Regions from separate parts of the Homo sapiens genome. Here regions 1 and 3 are each linked to region 2. A link is a contact called in ENCODE Hi-C or POLR2A ChIA-PET data. All regions are on one chromosome and are shown on one strand. The core of a region is the stretch at or near the end of the contact, and the rest is flanking DNA. Distances in the headings are between cores, read along the strand shown. Region 1 holds the start of HNRNPH1 (heterogeneous nuclear ribonucleoprotein H1). Region 2 holds the start of RNF44 (ring finger protein 44). Region 3 holds the start of RUFY1 (RUN and FYVE domain containing 1).

The links. A loop is a pair of places that touch in the nucleus more often than their neighbours do. ChIA-PET counts read pairs that join two places held with the same protein, here RNA polymerase II (POLR2A). Pooled maps may share reads with other maps.
Region 1: a loop to region 2 is called in a map of CD4-positive, alpha-beta T cell, with 6 times the contacts of the local background. The contact joins the promoter of HNRNPH1 here to the promoter of RNF44 in region 2. A Hi-C loop is called at or near these places in 3 of 168 maps with a recorded cell type or tissue (B cell, CD4-positive, alpha-beta T cell and CD8-positive, alpha-beta T cell), 4 of 37 single-sample maps with no recorded cell type and 12 of 50 pooled maps. POLR2A ChIA-PET finds 5 or more read pairs at or near these places in 3 of 52 experiments (CD4-positive, alpha-beta T cell, CD4-positive, alpha-beta memory T cell and activated T-cell).
Region 3: a map of OCI-LY7 shows a loop between it and region 2 (30-fold over the local background). The contact joins the promoter of RUFY1 here to the promoter of RNF44 in region 2. A Hi-C loop is called at or near these places in 3 of 168 maps with a recorded cell type or tissue (OCI-LY7, ascending aorta and naive thymus-derived CD4-positive, alpha-beta T cell), 1 of 37 single-sample maps with no recorded cell type and 15 of 50 pooled maps.

Annotation. Positions count from the first base shown.
Region 1 is chr5:179,622,025-179,625,086 of GRCh38, forward strand. It overlaps HNRNPH1 (heterogeneous nuclear ribonucleoprotein H1), which reads right to left and starts at 1,647. Exons shown (of 14, transcript NM_001257293.2): 1 at 1,571-1,647; 2 at 1,013-1,140. The coding sequence starts at 1,109. All of the region lies in intron 4 of LOC128966623 (a long non-coding RNA gene), which reads left to right. RefSeq lists enhancers at 1,419-1,588, 1,644-1,938, 1,688-2,473, 2,474-3,062.
Region 2 is chr5:176,535,482-176,538,745 of GRCh38, forward strand. RNF44 (ring finger protein 44) reads right to left here and starts at 1,921. Exons shown (of 11, transcript NM_014901.5): 1 at 1,459-1,921. LOC124901143 (a long non-coding RNA gene) reads left to right here and starts at 2,448. Exons shown (of 2, transcript XR_007059071.1): 1 at 2,448-2,642. RefSeq lists silencers at 1,415-1,604, 1,685-1,944 and enhancers at 2,055-2,494, 2,735-2,914.
Region 3 is chr5:179,548,902-179,551,964 of GRCh38, forward strand. RUFY1 (RUN and FYVE domain containing 1) reads left to right here and starts at 1,653. Exons shown (of 18, transcript NM_025158.5): 1 at 1,653-1,978. The coding sequence starts at 1,669. All of the region lies in intron 4 of LOC128966623 (a long non-coding RNA gene), which reads left to right. It overlaps LOC105377762 (a long non-coding RNA gene), which reads right to left and starts at 1,603. Exons shown (of 4, transcript XR_941315.4): 1 at 1,043-1,603. RefSeq lists a silencer at 1,578-2,287.

The DNA.
Region 1 (3,062 bases), core at 397-2,896, 3.1 Mb after region 2:
TTAATTTCATCCAAATAGAATTTTAATCAGTCTAATTTCTTTTTCCCAGTCTAATAATAGGAACAAGGACATTCTGATAGAAAATATTCAGGAAACCTATGTACTGCAAAAACACTTCCCTGGGCTTCAGTGTCTTCAACTGTATAGTGAGCCAGATTAAGAACTAGATAAGAAAACACTCTTCAATTATCAAATCTTGATTAGGAAAACTGAAATTAAGACGTGACATTTTAACTTTCCGAAGAATGCTCCTTTTTAAGAAAACACCAAAACTGGAAACAAGAGGTTACACTTCAAGATATTGCAAAACATTACTATTATTTGTCTAATCACTCGGCCATTTTCTCAAGATTGAGGAGGAAATCCCACCTATGCCAATTTATCCTTTCGAAAAAAGACACCCGGGCCAGGCGCGGTGGCTCACGCCTGTAATCCCAGCATTTTGGGAAACCGAGGTGGGCGGATCACTTGAGGTCAGATGTTCGAGACCAGCCTGGCCAAAATAGTGAAACCCCGTCTCTACTAAAAATACAAAAATTAGCCGGGCGTGGCGGTGCGCGCCTCTAGTCCCAGACACTCGGGAGACTGAGGCAGGAGAATCGCTTGAACCCAGGAGGCGGAGGTTGCAGTGAGCCGAGAACGCGCCACTGCACTCCAGCTTGGGTGACAGAGACTCCAACTCAAAAGAAAAAGAAAAAAAGACACCCATAAAAGAAAAGCTGGTGTTCAAAGATAGGTAAAGAAAACAAAGTCTGCCAAACCTGCCGCACTCCCCCAAGGGCCAGGAGGACGGGCGGGGCTTTCGAAATTTCCATTGCGTAACAGCGGGCCGCCGGGCGCGAGCAGCACAGCGGTGAGTGTAGTCGCCCGCGCCTCGCCAGGGGGCGCCCCGGGTCCCACCCGGCCCGGCCCGGCCCGGCCCGCCCCGCCCCGCCCCGCCCCAGCCCGGCCGCCCGCCAGCCCGCCCGCCCCGGCCTCGAACTCGAACTCCCGCGTCCTAGTTCTAACTCACCAGAAAAAAACCTCTGCACTTCATCGGCCGAGCAAGACCAGGGCAAGCCCCGGACCTTCACCACGAATCCCTCTCCACCTTCCGTGCCCAACATCATCGTCTCTTACGCGGTCCGGCGTCGAAACAAACTGCAAAGCGGGGAGGACCAGAACTGAGAGCGCCAATTAAGCTGTCCTTCGCCTCCGAGGCGCGCCCGGGCCCGCACCGCCCCCCCACGGAGCAAAAACCGGGCGGATGCACCCACCCCGGCGACTCCAACACCTCCTCGTCCGGCGACCGGACCCCCAAAGCTGTCCTGAGCAACAGCTGTCGGCGCCCCGAACCGTGGGGGCCCGGGCCGAGAGCCAGCGTAGAGGAAAGGAAATGGCGGCGGCCGCTTCCGCTCCGCCTCCTCCGACTTCTCACACAATAGAGTCGGCGCGGCCTGCAGGCCTCAGCGGCGGTGCCGAGATTCAGCGAACCACTCGCGGCTCTCGACGGCAGCCTGCAGCTCGCCAAGGTCCCCGTGGCCCTCCCAGAGATATGGGGACAAACAATCCTCGCAAAAACGGTACCCACCGTGGTCGCTGAACTGCAAGCGAGGACCCACCGCGACTCACCTAGACACGCGACTTCTGCGTGGCTAAGACGAAATGGCCAGCGGGCGCCTGCGCAACCTAAATAAGGTCCCTTGTGCGAGTTCTGCGCACGCGCAGCCAGCTGCCCGCACCGCCCCGTTGCGTCACAAAGAGCTCTGGCGCATGCGTAATTTCAAGAGCCAGCCCACCTCCCGCCGGCGGATTATTACACGCTTGGGTTTTGGGCTCAGCACCCCCACCCATAAACCCGCCGGGCTTTTTGTTGCGCCTGCGCCTTCCCGCGAATATTGAACTTCGGAGTCCTAGCGGTTTATAATTATTTCATGCGCATGCGTCTTCCTTGAAACCGTTCTCTAGCCTTACCCGCCAGCGTGGGGGAGGGGAATGGCGGCCGCCTGTTCCCTATGGGACTGTATAGGAGTCCCGAGCTCTGGGTTGTGATGAGGTGGGCGTCTTTCTACCCCTTGCCCCCAGGCTCTTACCGGCGCGCTCCTGGCCGACCTGAAAGGAGGGGCGCGGCCTTCAGGCGTTCCCACTCCCCGCGCCGCCTGTCTTCCCTTTATCCCCAAACCGGCCGAAGCTGGTCAGCTGCAGATTGTCGAACGTCCTGGGAGCTGCGGGGCTGCGGACGTCCCGCGCCCGAAGCCACCCGTATGGTGCCTGGGGCACGTCCCAGCCCTGTGTGCCTCCACTTCCCCTTACCTGCCGTCGTCGGGCCTAGGGCCCCGGTCGGCGCGAGGTTTCCGTGCCTGTGGCTCGCGCCTGTACCCAGCTTTTGCCTAACGAATTCGCACCCTGTGTACCCCTTGACCCGCCTAACGGTCGGCAGGCCTTGACTGCCCTGGGGCCCTGGCACGAGGAGGGATCGCGAGCGCGGGCTCCACGGGTGCGCGCCGGCCTCTGCGCTCGGTAGGTTACCGCTGCATCTCCCAGAGCAGAATTGGTAAGAGTGCGTCCATTCACCAGGCGTAGACGCTGCATTCGAGGAGGCCCCCGGGTCACCCCATGTGCACACATGCTGCGAGATGACTAATGTTCGTGGTTTCTAGCAGCACTGCCCAAAACCTAAGATGCCGTAGCCTCCCAGGCCTCCCCATGTCTGATTTGGCTGCCTTCCTCACCCCAGCTTTAGTGGACACAGACAATACACAAATTAACAATAAGGTAGTGCTGGACCCTGCCGCAGAGCTACCTTAGCTAGTGCAAGCCTGAGTGCCACCCTGGGAAGATGCGGACAAAGCATGTTTCCAACCCCAGTGCCACAGAGTCCGAATCCAGTTTTGACAGGTTTGAGAAAAAGTAGAGAGGACATCAAAAGAAAGACAGGAGCCCAGAGCTAAGCAGGGCCTGATCTTCAAAGGCCACTTAGGCCTTGGCAAGGGTGTTATCTCCGAGAGAAGGCTTTGGCAGGTGATCAGCAGGGGAGCCGTAAACCCTGTGTAAAGGAAAACTCTTGCTGGATGTGAGGGGGA
Region 2 (3,264 bases), core at 671-3,170:
GAAGGGTTACACCCACTTCATGGCTGAGAAAACTGGAGCCGAGAGAAAGGAAGTAAGTTACTCTAGGCCACAAGACCAGAGAGAACGGAATTGGTCCTAGTTGGCCTCCTAGGCCCAAACTCCCCCAAGCCATAACTCCTGTGGCATCAGTAGCTGGAGGAAATCACCTAATCCCGAGTCTCCAAGCCATACAGGAGGCTGGGAGAGCACTCTCTTTCAGGCACCCATCTTTAGCTCTGTAGTACAGAGAAGCAAGCAAGGCCCAGAGTTGGAGCTAGCAACTTGCTCAAGGTCAAATAGCAAGGGTGGCCAGGTGGCCTCCCCTAACAACTGCTCTGCCCGTCCACATCTCCATGCTGTCCTATCACGGAGCTCTGTGTGAACGGGTCTTGAGAGTCCCGTCGCTGAGCCCCGTCCGCCCCAGGCACGCAATGCATTTTGCAGTTAACATAACCCCCCACACCCACCCATGAGAGCCGGCCAACCCCTTAAGTCCAGTGCCCCAAGCACCTACCCTGACCTTGGTCTAAGAGCCCCAGGGATCTGTTTGCAGGAAGAGACACTCCCTTTTGCAGATAAAAACAAAGTCAGACCCTGGGGGCATGAGCAGACTCAGCCAGGAAGAGAAGCCCCCCTTCCTACTTCCCCACACCCCACCCGAAACAAGCAGGCTCTGCCCAGCGCAAGCAGAGCTTCCCAACGTGTGGTGCCTGGAGGCCGCTGAGGGCCGGACCACCAGACTAGGAGAGAAGACTCCCTAGTGACCTTGGTCAAGGAAATCCCTTTGCTTCTGAGCGCCTCAGTTGGCACAGCTATAAAATGGGGGTGGAAATCTTTCCTTCCCACAGCGCCCAAATAAAACCAGAAGAGTCCAGAAGAAACCAGGTGGTCACACTAGTGGGGGAGGAAACCAGGGTCCTGGGGAAGGGGGGGCTCCCCAACGCGGGCCAAGTGCACGCTGTGGGGCTCTGGGAAGCTTACCCAGCCACCCCTCCCCAGGCATAGTGCTGGGGGGCCGAGGCGCGGACACAGCCCCGAGAGGGGCCTCCCTCGTCCGCTTCCTACTCTTTTGCGCCGCTCTCGGAGGGACACCGGGGGCGGGAGGCGAGACTGCAGCGCAGGGGCCAGAACGCTGCGACTTTAAGAGCCGAGGATCCCGGACCATGTGCTCGGCGTGAGACAAAAGCAACAACAAAGGAAGTGGCGGCCGCAGGGGGAGGGGGGCGGCTCCTTCCTCTCCAACCGCAGCGCTCAGCTGCAGGAGAGGGGAGATACGGCCCGGCCACGGGGGGCCTTGGGGGGGGTTCCTGATCCCTGGGGTCTCGCTGCCCGCAGTCTGGACCGCCCGTGATTAACCCCTACGGAGCCACCTAGATCACGGCCCCCATTCCCAGGGGAGGGGAACAGAAGGTCCATGGGTGGGGGAATAGGAAGTTGGGGGCCCTGGCACCGACTCACCTTTGGCCGCCCGGCCACACGTTGACTCCTTTGTTCCCGATCTAGGACGGCCAAACTGGGCAGGGGGCGGGGGAGGGGGGGGGTGCCTGTCTGGATCCTTTAAGAGCTCCCGCCCTGCGGAACAATGTGCTCCCCTCCCCACCCCCGGGTCCGGGGGCAGCCCGGCTCCTTCCGGGGCCTCTCTCTTTGTTGTCCGCCCGACGGCGTCTGCCTCGCGAGGCCCACGCGCGATCAGTCTCTCTCGGCCCAGGCCCTCAGGGAGCGGGAGGCGGCGCAGGACGCAGCTGGGTCTGCGCGGCAGCCGGCGGCTGGCCCTTTAAGAACTGTCCGCGGCGGCAGCGGAATGTAACAAACCCCACATTTGATTCACAACATTCGAAGCGGCGGGGTCGCGCGCCAGACGGGAGGGGGCTCGCGGGGGCGCGCCGGGAGGCTCCGGCAAACAGTAGCCCGCTGCAAGCCCGCAGGGGCCCCGCCCCGCGCCGGGAGCTCCGCCCTGAGAGCCAATCACTCGCCGCGACCACGCACGTGACTAGTGGGCCACCATCTTGAATTTTTTTAACCTCCTCCTCGCCCCCACCTTCGCACTTAAAGGGACCGCAGCCATAGTCAAAAGCAAGGGGCGGGGCCGCATATCCTGACATAAAGATGGGGAGACCCCAGGGTGGGCAAAACCGATCGGCTGCAACTCGAACTTGCTATGCAAACTCGCTAACTACTCGCGCCTCTGAGGCTCAGTTTCCCTGCCGAAGAAATGGGTCCCGCCAGGAGAACCGGCAGTACGGACTTACTGTGTCATGGTCCCCTCCTCGGGGACAGGGTGCCGCCTGAGATACTGAAGTGCAATGGGTCTGACCTCTGACGGGGCGAGAGCGGCCCAAGTGGTTATGCTGGCTCTAACAACCCTGGGCCGGCCACCTTCCCGGAGATGACGTCACCCCCAAGAGCTGCAGCACCGCGCTGACATCATGGCCCGGCCGCCCCACTTCTCCTTGTTTATACTACACGGCGTCTTTAAAAAGCTGGTACGGCCCAGATTGCCCAACAGACCAATGGCGGACCACCCATGCAAACGAGCTAACGTCTGCCGGGCAAGGAGATTGGCCCTGCTCGCGCTGACGTCACAGAGACATTTAACCGCCACGCCCCCAGCGTGGCGGTGGAGGAAGAGAGGCGGGGAACAGGTTGTAGTTTAAAGCAAAAGTGCAGGCGCTGGGCGCTCTAGCTGCTAGGCTGGGCTTGAGAGTTTGGTGTCCCCGCGGAGACCTCCCTAGCCAGGGAAACTGGGAACTAAGCCCAGTGAAGCGTCTATACTTTAGTTTTCTATTCCTCTCAGCAGCTATGAGACGGAGGGATTACTATAGCCAGTTCATTTTACAGATGGGGAAAGTGAGGGCCTTCCCTTACTCCAGATCACACAACTAGAAGTGTGGCGGAGCAGGAGTGTGAACCTAATCCAAAGCCGAGCCTCGTTCTCCTTTGCCTCGAAGCCCACCCACCCGGGCAAAATTTATACAAAATGGGGTATTACCTCCACCACAATTATATAAGCAGAAAATCAGTAATTTGCTAAATATCCAAGAGCTGGAACAGGTCGAATAATGAATATTGGGTGCATGCATATAATCAATAACGACTCTTGGGCAGTTACCACAAAGAGGCAGCTGGAGGCGACACGGGGCTATCTCCAAGACAGCCATAAACAAGGCGCCAATGCAAAATGTTAACATCTGTTAACCTGTGTGGTGGGCCATGGGGCAGGGGGATGGGGGGCTCATTTTCTATGCTGCTTTGGTATATTTCGTA
Region 3 (3,063 bases), core at 403-2,902, 3.0 Mb after region 2:
GCTGGCGGATCACGAGGTCAGGAGATCAAGACCATCCTGGCTAACACGGTGAAACCCCGTTTCTACTAAAAATACAAAAAAAAAAAAAAATTAGCCGGGCGTGGTGGCGGGCACCTGTAGTCCCAGCTACTCGGGAGGCTGAGGCAGGAGAATGGCGTGAACCCGGGAGGTGGAGCTTGCAGTGAACCGAGATCGCGCCACTGCACTCCAGCCTGGGCGACTGAGCGAGACTCCGTACGAAAACAAACAAACAAAAAAGACTGGTAGTATGCCCTCAGTCATTACACAACTCAAACACCAACTCCACAAATTCCCAAAACACTCCTAGATGAAGTGGTATCCCTTCACTGAGAACTGGCCTTTCAGGGACCAGACATATCATGCAACCTAGTGAAGTGGGCTGGACCAAGACAGGTCCAGGGAGCAGCTGGGCGTCTAAAGGGGCAGCACAGTTTATTCCCAACAGTTTGTTGCCATCTGGGAATATGCCATGAGTTACCAAATATTCCAGTGATTCCAGAGAAAGCTAAAATCCAGATTCTTATGTGAAATCTTTTGATTTCTAAATATTGGCAACAAGTTTTAAGATTTGTAAACATTCTGGGAATCAAAACAGCTCTGCTGGTTTGGTGTGGCTCATGTTGCCTCACTTTGCAAAGTGTTAAGTGCTAGTAAATTTTAGTGTTTTTTCTGAGACAGGGTCTCACTTTGTCGCCCAGCCTGGAGTGCAGTGGCCATGATCTCCGCTCACTGTGGGATCGACCTCCCGGGCTCAAGCGATCCTCCCACTCTCAGCCCCCCAAGGAGCTAGGAGTAGAGCTGTCCCGCCACGACATCTGGCTGGTTTTTTGTTGTTGTTGTTGTTGTTGTTTTGGTATTTTAGTAGAGACGGGGTTTCGTCCTACTAAAGGCCCGCCTGGGCCTTCCGAAGTGCTGGGATTACAGGCGTGAGCCACCGCGCCCGGCCAAAATTTTCCTTTGTACTTACTCAAATTCCTTTCTTTTCCAAGTGAAGAAACAGACTGAGTGTATAGTGACTTACCCAGGCCACACAGTTGGATACCAGAGATAGTAGTCACAATCGCTAACATCTGCCATGTGGTCCTTACTGCAAATCTTATTTAATAATGAGGTCGGTTTTTGTTATCCCACTTAACTAATCAATAGGAGAAGCCACCTCTGATTTCCAGTCCACTATCGTGCACTCTTTCTTGCCAAGCCGTCATAGTCATTAGATTAAAAAAAAAAAAAAATTCCTGCTTTCCTGCCTCGCCTGTGCGTTTCCTTAGTCGCCCTTTCGGGGCTTGTTCTAATGAGTGCTACAGAAAAATGACGAAGTGGAAAATATAGACCATGAAATGAAAATTTAAAAGAGGAAATGGTGTCACAAAGACAACGACGGCCAGGGAACCCCGTGAAGCGCCGGGCAGGGTGCACAACTGTCCTCGGAGAAAGTTCAAGAGGAACTTCCCCGCGAACAGGTCCTGCCGGCGGCCGGGAATACGCACACTTTTTATGTTATGACTTGGACTTTCCCGAACCTTTCGAAACAGAGGGAAGGCGAGGCGGTGAAGAGGGAGAAAAATCTCCCCCACCTAAGGCAAAGGCGATGCCCGCCCGCCCCCACCCCGCGCCCGCCCGCCCGCTGGGTCACATGACACGGCCAAGATGGCCGACCGGGAAGGCGGCTGCGCTGCTGGGCGGGGGCGGGAGCTGGAGCCGGAGCTGGAGCCGGGGCCGGGGCCCGGGTCAGCGCTTGAGCCGGGAGAAGAGTTTGAGATCGTGGACCGAAGCCAGCTGCCCGGCCCAGGCGACCTGCGGAGCGCAACGAGGCCGCGGGCGGCCGAGGGCTGGTCGGCGCCCATCCTGACCCTGGCACGCAGGGCCACCGGGAACCTGTCGGCGAGCTGCGGGAGCGCGCTGCGCGCGGCCGCGGGGCTGGGCGGCGGGGACAGCGGGGACGGCACGGCGCGCGCAGGTAGGCTCGGGCCGGGTCTGTCCCGCGGCGGACTCGCGTGTCCCCGCTGGCCGCCGGCGCGGGCGCGGTGGGGGCCGGGCTGGGAGGGCACTGGCCGTTCCGGGAGGTTACGCGAGCTGTTGGCGGGCGGGCGGCGCCTGGCTGCGCCTGGGTCTTTACTCCGGCGGCCCAGCCGAGACCGCCCCCCGCAGCCCCGCGTGCCTGAGCGCGCTCCCGCACCCGCGCCTCTATGCTCTCCCACTAACTAGGTGAAGGACGTGTGCGCGTCCGGGCTTCGGAACTCTGTAGTAACTCCACACACGAAACGGAGCCAGCACTGTTCTGCTTTTCAGCCGTTCAGTGCGGGAGTGGAGCGCCGGCGGGTGTTGGGAGGGCGTGGGCCCTGCGCGCAGCGGACCAGCGGCGCCTCCGCTCACCTCTGCCTGTGAGATGGGGATTTTAAAGTCACCCGATGATCTCTTAAAGACCTTTTCAGCCCTTGTAATGAACAGAGTGCCAGCATATCAGTGATAGTAAGAGTTAAGTAACTTAGCCCTCTAACGCCAGACATCCAGAGCTGTGCTATCCAATACAACAGCACGCATATGTTTTTGTGTGTGTGTTTTTGTTTTTATTTATTTTTATTTTTTTGAGACCGGGTCTTGCTCTGTCGCCCAGGCTGGAGTGCAGTGGTGCGATCTCGGCTCACTGCACCCTCTGCCTCCCGGGTTCAAGCGATCCTCCCTCCCGCCTCAGCCTCCCGAGTAGCTGGGATTACAGGTGCCCACCACCACGCTCGGCTAAGTTCCCCGCCCCCACCCCCCTCCCATATTTTTAGTAGAAACGGGGTTTCACCATCTTGGCCAGGCTGGTCTTGAACTCCTGACCTTGTGATACACCTGCCTCGGCCTCGTAAAGTACTGGGACTACAGGCTTGAGCCACCGCGCCCGGCCGGATTCCTCAATTTCTAACTGAATCAATTGAAATTCAGTACTTTTAAATTGAATTAAAAATTGAGTTCCTCGGCCGGGAGCGGTGGCTCACGCCTGTAATCCCAGCACTTTGGGAGGCCGAAGCGGGTGGATCACGAGGTCAAGAGATCGAG